2 separate regions of the Homo sapiens genome follow, and region 1 is linked to region 2. Evidence: chromatin contacts called from ENCODE Hi-C data. All regions are on one chromosome and are shown on one strand. Each heading gives the region's core, a stretch centred on a gene start or an enhancer-like site at or near the end of the contact. The rest is flanking DNA. Distances are from core to core; before and after follow the strand shown. Region 1 overlaps CDC42SE2 (CDC42 small effector 2). Region 2 has its middle 420 kb from the start of CHSY3-AS1.

Evidence for each region. Hi-C counts contacts between places; a loop is a spot of excess contacts on that map. Pooled maps may share reads with other maps.
Region 1: a loop to region 2 is called in a map with no recorded cell type, with 9 times the contacts of the local background. The contact joins two enhancer-like sites. A Hi-C loop is called at or near these places in 2 of 37 single-sample maps with no recorded cell type and 3 of 50 pooled maps.

The regions. Positions count from the first base shown.
Region 1 is chr5:131,279,235-131,285,190 of GRCh38, forward strand. All of the region lies in intron 1 of CDC42SE2 (CDC42 small effector 2), which reads left to right. Among named protein-coding and RNA genes, the nearest start is that of CDC42SE2, 18 kb to the left of the region's middle. Within about 2 kb of position 2,462, at least 6 of the 41 ENCODE cell types and tissues checked have a DNase peak (open chromatin) inside an H3K27ac peak, as active enhancers do.
Region 2 is chr5:130,319,750-130,326,172 of GRCh38, forward strand. No RefSeq gene overlaps it. Among named protein-coding and RNA genes, the nearest start is that of CHSY3-AS1, 420 kb to the left of the region's middle. Within about 2 kb of position 4,427, at least 3 of the 41 ENCODE cell types and tissues checked have a DNase peak (open chromatin) inside an H3K27ac peak, as active enhancers do.

The DNA.
Region 1 (5,956 bases), core at 1,212-3,711, 960 kb after region 2:
TCATTTATTGCATAAAATGTGCTATTTATATGTTTGTATATTGTTTAACTGTGTATCTAATAGTTCATTCCAAAGCAGGCACAAAAGATCTTCAGATCCTCTGACAGAGTGTTCTTGGTTTTACTGCTTATGCTAAATAAGATTATTGAAAGGCGTTACTTTTCTGGTCAAGAAAGCAGAACTGATTCAGTTTGTTATATAGCATTTTCTCAGCCCTCCCCCCCCCCCTTTCAGAATAATTTACATAAATACTCCTGAGTTCAATTTTTTTTAACTTTTTTTTCTGCTTTTACTTATTACCCTTTAAGTGCTTGCTTACTTTCTCTGATAATTTACTTTCTTCTACTCTGTGATTTCTTTTACAAATCAATGAAATGGTGTTGTCTTGTTTTCTCAAGTTTTTTCCTGTTACCTTTCCTGTGGTCACCTGGACATTCCAGTCCGTTTTCCACACTCTCCCTCTACCTTCTCCCCCAGTTCTTTAAAGAGACACAAAGTTACAGGCAGCATTTTCTGACTGGAGAAAAATTATTGTTTAAAAATTGAACTCTGAGACTGGGCACAGTGGTTGGCTCACGCTTGTAATCCCGGCACTTTGGGAGGCTGAGGTGGGCGATTGCTTGAGTACAGGAGTTCGAGATCAGCCCAGGCAACAGGGTGAAACCCTATCTCTATAAAAAATACAAAAATTAGCTGGGCATGAGTGTGTTTATGACCCCAGCTCCTTGGGGGCTGAGGTGGGAGGTTGCTTGAGCCTAGGATGTCAAGGCTTCAGTGAGCTGAGCTCACACCACTGCACTCCAGCCTGGATGACAGAGCAAGACCCTGTCTCAAAGAAAAATTGAACTTAGTTGGCTCGGGAGTTTATTGGCATTTTTTGAGCAACAGTTGCTTTGTTAATTCTGAATAACTGGATTTGAACTGGTGCTACTGAATTAAAATATGGGGTCTACATTTCTTACCCTTTAACTGAAATTATTCTCTTTTATGCACACACACAAACTGTATTTAATGTAGAACATCAGAAAGTATATACAAGCTAAGGAAAAAGTTTTAATCCTACCACCCTAAAATATAATAACTAGTCAGTGGTCATGTTTTGATGAACATCCTTCCAGATACCTCAATATGAATATATGTTTTTTCACAAAATCTTACATAGACTCTGACATTTCACTTTAACGAATATTATCATAAAAGTATTACTTTTTATTACTTCAGTTTGAAAGGGTCATATTGGAAAGTGAAAATTCTGTTTGACGAGGATAAAGCTGTAGGTAAAGTTGTGATTAAAAACAATGGTGTTTATAGAGAGTAGAATGTGGTAAGTCAACTGGAGAAAAGAATTACTTTCAGCAGTAATTTTTTTCTTAAGAGCCCTCTTACCATTGCACAATAGCCTGATTGTTTTATACTAGCTGATGAAAACCATTCAGGATTCTATGTACAGCAGAATTATTTTAATAATAGCCCTAGGGTAAAATATGAGCCTGTAGATAAGTTTATATTTTTTAGTCTGTCCAAGTCCGACTGATCCTTTAATAGTAAAATAATTTTGGAAGAAAACTGTGTTTTATTGAAGGCCTTCATCTATCTGTAGTATGACAATTTTATTAGATATTGCTACCCTTTTTATGTGTGAGAATGAGGAGTGAAATAGTTCTTGGAAAAATTTTAGCATGTAAGAATTCTTATGTTAATGTTTCCTTTGATTTTTGTTTTATGAATGTGAAAAATCCTTGTGGAAGAATTGCTCATATATATTGGTATATTGCATTCTTTGGAAATCACCAGTTCCAAATTTGTCAAGTGGTTGTTTGGGTCGTTAAATAGCAATTGTAAAAGCAAATCAAAGATCCTTTAAGGATTTTTCCTTGATCACAGTGATATCCATTACCTGGGGTAGAGTAGACCGCTGATGTCTTGCCTTCATTTTTATTGTTCTTAACCTCGTCCTTTCTGTGTTGTATCACTGCTTGCTCACAAGCTCCTCCAGTCTTTTTCTCTTCAGTAGCTTTTTCTCTTACCCCCTTGTGCTACTTCCTGAATGGTGTATATGTTGCTGAAAACATTTCTCATGTGGTAAAGAAGAGTAAAGAGCAATGTAGTTGATGTGGCCTTTTCTACTGAGAAATGATGCATTTGTGGTCTACAGAAGAGACTTGACAGCCCCTAAAGAAGTGTTTTTTATCTACATTACATGTTTGTGAGTGGATATGCAAGTGCCTCTGTTGGAAGGTAAAGTGAATCTTGAAACAAATTCTAGAAAAGTGTTTAGAATTATTCCATACATTTTGCTGTTGAAAAAATAGTATTTAAAGAAAGTTTCATCTCACAGTGAATTTTTAGCCTCCTCTTTTAAGATTTATTTTGTGAACAGTGACCTTGTTTTTGTAAACTCTACTCTGAAGAAGTTTAGAAATTAGTCACACAGTAAGTGGCAGAACAAGTATTCAAAGTCTTGCCTGATTTTCCATAGTCATTTAGCTTGGAAAGCATTGTAAAGTGGCAGAAAGAATATGGACTTTGAAATTTAGACACACCTCGATTTGATCTCTAACTTTGCTGCATATTTGCTGCGTGGCAAGTTCTTACCGTTGGTGATTTTCATTTTCCTTTTCAGTTAAGTGAGAGTAATACATTTGTTAGGATTAAATGAAGTAATGCACATAAAGCATTTGGCTTGTAGAATAAGATGTTAATAAATGTTTAATTTCCTTTCAACAATACCATATCGTTTTAAAATGTCTTGGGAGCCACTTGGACATTTCACTTGAAAGTTAAGTGCCATCAGGAAACTAGAAACATGTATAACCCAGGTAGTGATCTTTCAGGGAAATTTTAATTTCCCTGTCTAAGGAGGAGAGTAGTTTTTCGGACTGTTTTAAAAATATGTGACTTAAAGGAAAGTTTTAAGGTTAAAAGCTGAAATAGAACTGAGTTAGGATGAGTTAATTATTGCTGACCAAAATTGTAAGAAAGTCCATTTCTACATTTCCTGAGAAATCGAAACATTTGTGTTATATACATAGAGAAGTCACTTTTAAAGGCTAAGAACTGACCATTTGAAAAGTTTATGATTAAGATATGGGGAGAAAGTGTTCATTTTTAAAGTAATAAACAATAGCAAGTTTCTCTTATCAGATTTAAGGTTTAAGGAATGGTGCTTGTTCAGACCTGAGTACAGTGATGACACAGGTACTAAATATGTTGTTGGAGGTAGTATAAATCTGGAACCTGTTTCAAAAGCGCTTTGGCATATTTGTGTGTATTTCCACTTCTGAGAGATTATTCTAAGGAAGTAACCTTTTTTTTTCTTCTTTGGGGGGAGAGGAGGTTATTTTCCTTCCTTAATGACACCCTAATTGAGATAATTCACATAAAAAATCACCTTTTTAAAATTATTATTATTGAGATGGAATCTTGCTCTGTCACCTAGGCTGGAGTGCAGTGGCGCGATCTCGGCTCACTGCAAGCTCCGCCTCCCGGGTTCATGCCATTCTCCTGCCTCAGCCTCCCGAGTAGCTGGGACTACAGGTGCCCGCCACCATGCCTGGCTAATGTTTTTGTATTTTTAGTAGAGACGGGGTTTCACCATATTAGCCAGGATGGTCTTGATCTCCTGACCTCGTGATGCGCCTGCCTTGGCCTCCCAAAGTCCTGGGATTACAAGTGTGAGCCACTGCACCTGGCCCTTTTTTTTTTTTTTTAAGATGGAGGTTCACTCTTGTTGCCCAGGCTGGAGTGCAGTGGTGCAGTCTCGGCTCACCGCAGCCTCCACCTCCCGGGTTCAAGCGATTCTCCTGCCTCAGCCTCCCGAGTAGATGGGATTACAGGCATGTGCCACCATGCCTGGCTAATTTTGTATTTTTAGTAGAGATGGGGTTTCTCCATGTTGTTCAGGCTGGTCTCGAACTCCTGACCTCAGGTGATCTGCCCGCCTTGGCCTCCCAAAGTGCTGGGATTACAGGCATGAGCCACTGCGCCTGGCCAAAATCACCTTTTTTACATAAGTCAGTGTTGTACAACCGTTGCTACTAATTTTATATTTTCATCACCCCAAAACAAAATGAGTAGTCATTTCTGTTCTTCCCTCCCCACATCCTCTGATAGCCGTTTACATATTTTCTCTTTCTAGATTTGCCTCTTTGGACATTTAATGTAAGTGGAATCATGCGATATGTGACCTTTTGTGTCTGGCTTTTTTCATTTAGCATAATGTTTCAAGATTTATTCATATAGCATGTATCAGTACATCATTCTCTTTTTTTTTTTTGAGATGGAGTTTCGCTCTTGTTATCCAGGCTGGAGTGCAGTGGTGTGATCTCGGCCCACTGCAACCTCTGCCTCCTGGGTTCAAGTGATTCTCCTGCCTCAGCCTCCCAAGTAACTGGGATTGCAGGCCTGTGCCACCATGCCTGGCTAATTTTGTATTTTTAATGGAGACGAGGTTTCTCCATGTTGTTCAGGCTGGTCTTGAACTCCCGACCTCAGGTGATCCGCCCATCTCGGCCTGCCAAAGTGCTGGGATTACAGGTGTGAGCCACTGCGCCAGGCCCATCATTCTCTTTTATGGCTGAATATTATTCTGTTGAATGCTTATACAGTATTTTATTTGTCCATTTATCAGTGAATGGACGTTGGGTTGTTTGCACATTTCAGTTATGAATAATGCTGCTATAAATATGAACATTCATGTACAAGTTTTTGCATGGATTTGTTTTAATTTATCTTGGGTATATATACCTAGGAGTAGAGTTGCTGGGTTGTATGGTAACTCTGTGTTTAATATTTTGCAGAACTGCTAGTCTGTTTTCTAAAGTGGCTGCATAGTTTTACGTTTCCATCAGCCGTGTAGGAAATATGTGGCCTTTTGTAATTGGCTTCTTTCACTTAGCATAATATGTTCAAGGTTTATCCATGTTGTGGTATGTATCAGTACTTCATTCCTTTTAATGGCTGAATAATGTCCCATTGCATGGATATAACACATTTATCCTTCAGAAAGCTTTTTATCCAAAAGTATTCAGTGAAGCATTAGTTATAATTTTAAAAAATTGAAAATTACCTTAATTTTTAACAAAAAAGAGTCGTTAAATTAGGTACATCTGCATATATCTTTTATTAGTAATTCATTGTAAAGGATTTCAAAGGAAAACAATTGTTAGAGTGCTAAAGTAGGATACAAAATTGTACGTGTACAACTGTTCAGTGTACCTGGTTTTGGGGGATGGTTATTAATTTCTTTATTTTTAATTTTCTTAGTCTCCTCTGTTGCCCAGGATGGAGTGCAGTAGTGTGATCATACTTGGTGTAACCTCGAACTCCAGGGCTCAAGTAAGCCTCGCACCTCAGCCTCCTGAGTAGTTAGGACTACAGGCACATGTCATCATGCCCAGCTAATTTAAAAATTTTTTTTGGTAGAGATAGGGTCTTGCTCTGTTGCCCAGGTTGGTTGTGAACTCCTGGGCTCAAGCAATCCTGTGCCTTAGCCTCCTAAAGCACTGTGATTACAGATGTAAGCTACTGGGCCCAGCCCCCAATTTAAAAATGTTTCTATATTTTCCACACTTTTTACAATGATCATATATTCCTTTTATAATCAAAGTAAAAGAATAGTTTTTTTAAATGATAATAGAGGTTGCCTATGGTGGTGTGCGCTTTAGTCCCAGCTACATGGGAGGCTGAGGTGAGAGGATTGCTTGAGCCAAAGGACTTGAGTCTAGCCTGGACAACATAATGAGACCCTATCTCTAAAAAAACAAAACCCAGACCAGGCACAGTGGCTCATTCCTGTAATCCCAGCACTTTGGGAGGACAAGGTGGGAGGATTGCTTGAGCCCTGGAGTTTGAGACCAGCTTGGACAACATAAAAAAACCCTGTCTCTGAAAAAAAAAAAAAATTGCCTGGTGAGGTGGTATACACCTTTGTCCCAGCAACTCAGGAGGCTGAGAC
Region 2 (6,423 bases), core at 3,177-5,676:
AAGACCTTTCTTTGATAAATATTTTTAAGCTAAACTCATAAAATAAATCCTATTTATTAACTTTTTGAATAGTTTACATTTAGATACAAATTGTAGACCTTCTTAATTTAATTTTATCCTAGTATAGAGTGTAAATTTATCCAATTAAAAATAGCAGTTATGTCAAAAGATTCTTTCAAGTCAAAACATCACAATTACAGGATTTCCAGATTAAGTCTTGTGAACTGTTTGATCTTTCATTTTTCATTCTGTTCAGTTCCACACTTTATCTGGTAGAAATAATTTTAGTATTTTCTGGTTTGTAAGCTTTGACTTCCAAGTCTTGATATAAATTTAAAAAGTGGCTGAAGATTGACTAAAGGAGTCAATAAGAAATTTCCAGGTGTGATAGAATCATTCTATACCTCAGTGGTGTAATGGTTAAATAAATGAATGCTTTTAGGAAAACTCATCAAAATATACATTTAAGATCTTTATATTACACTGAATGTAGATCTTACTATGATAAAAAATCAACTGAAAAAATAAAAAACTCAGAGCTTATGTGAGAAAAGTTAAAAAACAAGATGAAATAAGCTATATAATCCAATATCATTTATATAAACTAAAAATATGTCCACACAAAATAACAATACATGTTTCATAAAACACATACGGGGTGAAAAAACATAACATTCAATGGTATAGAATGGTTGCTGTGGTTGGGTAGGGGAGAGGGGAGCAGGGGAAGGAGTGGTGCAGAGGAAAAGTGAGAATAAACAAGTAAAGTGGAATTTGCTTCCATGGACCTTTCACGTACGTATTCCTTTCAGATACAACTTTCTGACCTAAAATGCAACCTATGCATTTGACGAAGGTCTAATTTCCAGAATCGATAAGGAACTTAAACAAATTTACAAGCAAGAACCAAACAACTCCATTACAAAGTGGGCAAAGAACATGAACAGACACCTTTCAAAAGAAGACATACACATGGTCAATAAGCATATGTAAAAATGCTCAACATCACTACTCACTAGAGAAATGCAAGTCAAAACCACCATGAGATACCATCTCACACCAGTCAGAATGACTCTTATTAAAAAGGCAAAAAATAACAGATGCTGGTGAAGTTGCAGAGAAAAGGGATCACATATACTGCTGGTGGGAATGTAAAGTAGTTCAACCACTGTAGAAAGCAGTGTGTGGATTCTTCAAATAACTTAAAACAGAATTACCATTCAACCCAGACATCCCATAATTGGGCATATACCCAAAGAAATATAAATTATTCCACCGTAAAGACACATATGTGCATATATGTTCATCACAGCACTATTCACAACACCAAAAACATGAAATCAATCTAAATACCTATCAACAGTATACTGAATAAAGAAAATGCAGGCTGGGTGTGGTGGCTCATGCCTGTAATCCCAGTACTTTGGGAGGCCAAAGTGGGTGGATCACGAGGTCAGGAGATTGAGACCATCCTGGCTAACATGGTGAAACCCCATCTCTACTATAAATACAAAAAAAAAAAAAATTAGCCATGCATGGTGGTGGACACCTGTAGCCCCAGCTACTCAGGAGGCTGAGTCAGGAGAATGGTGTGAACCTGGGAGGTGGAGCTTGCAGTGAGCCAAGATCGTGCCACTGCACTCCAGCCTGAGCAATAGAGCGAAACTCTGTCTCAAAAAAAGAAAAAAAGTAAAATATGGTACATATACACCATGGAATGCTATGCAGCCATAAAAAAGCACAAGATCATGTCCTTTGCAGCAACATGGATGGTGCTGGAAGCCATTATCCTAAGCAAATTAATGCAGGAACATAAAACAAATACTGCATCTTCTCACTTGTAATTGGGAGCTAAACAATGAGAACATATGAACATAAAAAGAGCAACAACAGATACCAAGGCCTACTTGAGGGTGGAGGTGGAGGAGGGAGAGGAGCAGAAAAAATATGTACTATGCTTAGTACCTGGGTGACCAAATAATCTGTACAACAAACCCCAGTGACCTACATAACAAACCTTCACATATACCCGTAAATCTAAAATAAAAGTTTAAAAAATTAAAGAAAATATGTTATCAGAATTTTATGAACAGTCTTGTTAAAGGAAATTTTACATATTTACATTGTGAATTTGTTTCTTGGCTAATCCAGTCTACTTGAGAGTAAAATTTCATTAAACTTGGACAATGAAAATTCTTCTCCCTATAGTCAAAAGTAATAATCAATATAATTTGACTCTAAAAATTCTAAAATGCACATGACTAATTTTTTTTAGTATGAAGGAAGAATGAGGGGAAATAGGTCTGTGGCAAAACAAATTAACTCTGATTCTATTTTTCACACATTTTGAATAAGAGATTCACACCTGCCATTTATAGAAGTGTAATTTTCACAGTCCTGAGGGTGAGTATCCACCTTCTTTATGGAAAGTTAAGCTATACAGTTTTGCAAATAGAATATTGCATTTGATTTAAGATTGTTGATTTAAGGTAAATATTTGCACAAGCATCATAGTCCATTTGTTAAGAAAAAATGATAATTCCTTAGGGCCAAGCTCATTTTCAAGATAGTGTTTCAGATACACCCAATCAGAGAATTTGTTGGTTCCAAATTAGATAAGATTGTAGATTTTAATCTATGGAATCAGTATCTAAAGATTAAAAACATGACATCACAAGATGCGAGAATGTTAGAATGTATTATTGAACCAACAATGAACACCATTTGTAGGCTTTTGGCTGTAGTATGTGAGAAAAATTATGCATTCTGTCTTCCTGACATGCTCTCTTCAGGCTTCATAATGTTGTTTTGGTAGCAGTGTAAAGTATTCTTTATTATTTTGTAAATGTGTCCTCAAAATAACAGGTATTATTTTGGTATAATTCTAGTTAAGTAAAACTCTGGCAGAACTGTTAAGTTATAGAGTAAAAGACATTTCTACAGGTTGGTTAAACCCCTACTTATAGCTCCTATATATTACTCTTGTGAATGGCTGCTGATACCAAGCAAAGATTTTAAGGGTTATTAATTTAACTTCTTCTGATGTACTCAACAACACTTTCTAAAAATCACATGCAGTAATTTCCTCCTACTTACTTCAAGCATTAAGTGAACAGATTTGTATAATTTTGTATGCATAATTTTATTTTAATCTATAATGTAGGTGCCATCACTAAGTTCTGCTGAAGAATTGATTACTACAAATATTTTTGTTTTCTTTAATTTGGAATATATATATAAAATCTAGGAATACAAAATGCTGTATAATGGAATCCAAACTTTTCATTTTTTGTATTTATCCTTTAGAATAGTAAAAGTTCATGCATGCCTTTAGGACAATATTAGAGTAAGTTAGTAGAAAGAAATGTAGAATAATGCTATTAGGTTTTCTGTGTTTTTTCACTTTCCCATATAAAATGTGGTTTCCTAAGGTTAGATGGGAAAACGACAGTTGTTTTCTAATAATCTTAATTTCTAGTTCTGCTCTCAATGTCTAGCTCTGCTCTCTACAAACCATTATTTTCATTCTTTTTTATTTAGGTAGTAATTTGATATAATTAATACACTCCCACCCAAGGCACAGAAAAAATAATTATAACAATTCATTCTAACATGTGTTCTCCTTTAATATTGTTTCACAATGAAAATATGGACCTTTGGTAAAAACATAATTTCTCCTCTTCGTTTGAAAATGTAAAAATCATAGGTAGCTTTTGTGATACTAGGTGCTCAAATACTTGTAGTATTTTATGATAGAAACAACTCTGTCAAAGATTGTGTTAATCTTCTTAAGCAACAAGAATTCCTATTGGTCTTTTCCTTACACATTAAATTGAACCAAATAATTTCAAAAGTCTCAAAAGCTGTGAAATTATTATAATAATTGGAAATGTGTCAAAGTGTGGAGTATTTATATGACAATTTCATTTAAGCTTTCAGGGCACTATTGAAACACATTTCAACCTTAAATGGCCATCCAGGCAGAGGCTTTAGAAGTAAATTGTTTACATTGATTCACAATCCCATAAGCCTTTATAGTAAACTATCCTCTTTGAATTTACTACCTTGGTTAATTCAGCAGAAAATTGCTTTCTATTTCTGAGACCCGCTTAGAAGGCTTGAGCAGATTTTTTTTTAAAAAAATTGTTCTGCGATGATGATGAAGGGAGACTTGAGAATCCCTTTGAAAAATAGAATTGACTACAGACCGAACAGCCTGTGTTTATGGATAACTGAGCTTCACACCTCTCACTGAAGGTGAGAAAGTCCTATTGAAGATGACAAAGCCCTTATCACAGTGCCTGGTACAAGGTGGGTACCCAAATGTGTGTCCCTATAAGACAGCAGCAAAGAAACTGTTACTCCTCAAAAACTCTCATCTCCACTGAATGGGTATAGGACATAGAATCTTCCTGTACTTAAGCAACTTTTAAATAGCACTTTATACACTCTCAAAAGATCAATTACATCAGAGTAGCTATGGCTTGTGAAAGTAAAAAAGGGAAGTGAGCAATATCTTAAGAATACCTGGCAGATAAGAAATGCAGCTGTTATGATTGCCTAACTGACCACCTGTTTCCTGTTGAAGGAGCCAGTTGTACTAGTGGAGAGATTTTAAAAGGAATTAAAATACATTCTTCAAATTTACATCAAAATGGATATCATACTATCTACTGTTTCATGATTAAGAACACATACAAAGCCCTTCTTTTATCATGCCTATAGTTCCTGGTGTTCCTGAAAAGTTATAGTGAGACTCAACTATGTACTGAAAGAAAGGAGAGGTAGAAATCATACTCAGCAGCAAATGGGATGCCTGAATCTGAATCCCAGCTCTGCAGTTTACTAACCATGTGACTGTAGAAAATGTTCCAATCTCTCTTATTTTTCTCATCTCTTAAATGGTGATACTAATAATAGTTACATCCTAGGGTGTTGTGAGAACGAAATGAGTTAATATATGCTAAGCATTCAGAACAGCCTGCCAAATAATGAACACTACGTAAGCATTGACTTATTAATATTTTGTTATTACTTTATAAGCACGAATTTTCTGTAATCAGGGAAAGAAAGAGAAAAGCAAAGAAACCTTGATGTTCCAAGCAAGTAAATACTCAAGTTCATCCAGTTGTGTTTCTATCAAATGTGAGGGGTTTAGGAGTAGACTATCTTCTTTATTTTATACCTGATGGAACTTAGGCAAAAGGGAATAACTGGCTTGTATCAGATGATGTCAGTCATTGATTCAGTCACTTTCAGAGCTTTTCTTTTTATTTTTCTTTCCATGATGAGCATTTACTCTTTCAACAGCCAAAGATCATTTCCACGTTCTTCTGGTAATGAAACTGAGCAGGTGTCCCACAGAGCTGATGTTCGTGGTTTCTTTGAATAAACATAGAAGTTGGCCCTCCTAGTTTTAAAACCTGAGAAAGTTGCATTTGTCTTATCTGAGTTCCTTTCCAAGGAAACCAGCCATCAGGCCTCCCAAATAGTAGCAAGGAGCTGAAAGTCACCAGATCACTGCATTTGGACAATCAGATGCCCGACACTTTATCTGTTAAGTTTGCCTAACTGACCACTTGCTTCCCATTGACCAGCTGCTCTTCTTTACCCCTCCCTAATTCCTGTTTTCCCACACATGGTTACATTTCTTCCCTGCTATATCAGCTCCTAATTTTAGTCAGTCAGGGAGATGGATTTGAGACCTCCTGGCCTCTTGGCTGCAGCACTCTATTAAAGGCTTCATCTTTGGCAATACTTGTTTCAGTGATAGGCTTTCTGTGAAGCAAGAAACAGGATCTAGACCGAACATCTGGTGTTTTGGTAACAGTAAGTGAACACAATTTCCTTTGAAAGTTGTCCCTCGCTGACAAGGATGCCAGTTGTATTTCACCAAGCCCGGTAAGGGTCATTGACCTGCGCCTGGCCAGGCAGCCAACGTATTGTTGGATGAATGTTACAAAAGAAGGGCTGCTGATCTTTTATATGGCGCTTAATATATAAATACTGGATAACAGAAGCACACTTTACTCTGAGATCAGTGGGCTGACATCATGTAAACTTAAGGCTGTCTACAAATATGGCATTCCCATTTTTATCTTCCATCTGGGGGAAGCCCAGCAGCAATGGAGGAAATGAGGCCAACACATAAAGTGAAGCAGAGCTAATGGATGAAAGAAGAATTCTGATGGTATCATTTAAGTATCCGGAGTCTTGAGACCTTTCCTACATCTGGATTTCCAACATATGAAAGCTAATAAATTGCTCATTTTTTTGCTTAATCTATTTTCACTTGAAGTTCTGTCAATTGTGATGAACAGAGAGCCAACTAAAACAAAAATACTGCAAATGGAAAAATCCTAAAATGTAGATTTGACAGAATAGAAAAGGGAGTGAAGGGAAGTATGGCTCTTACATTTTACA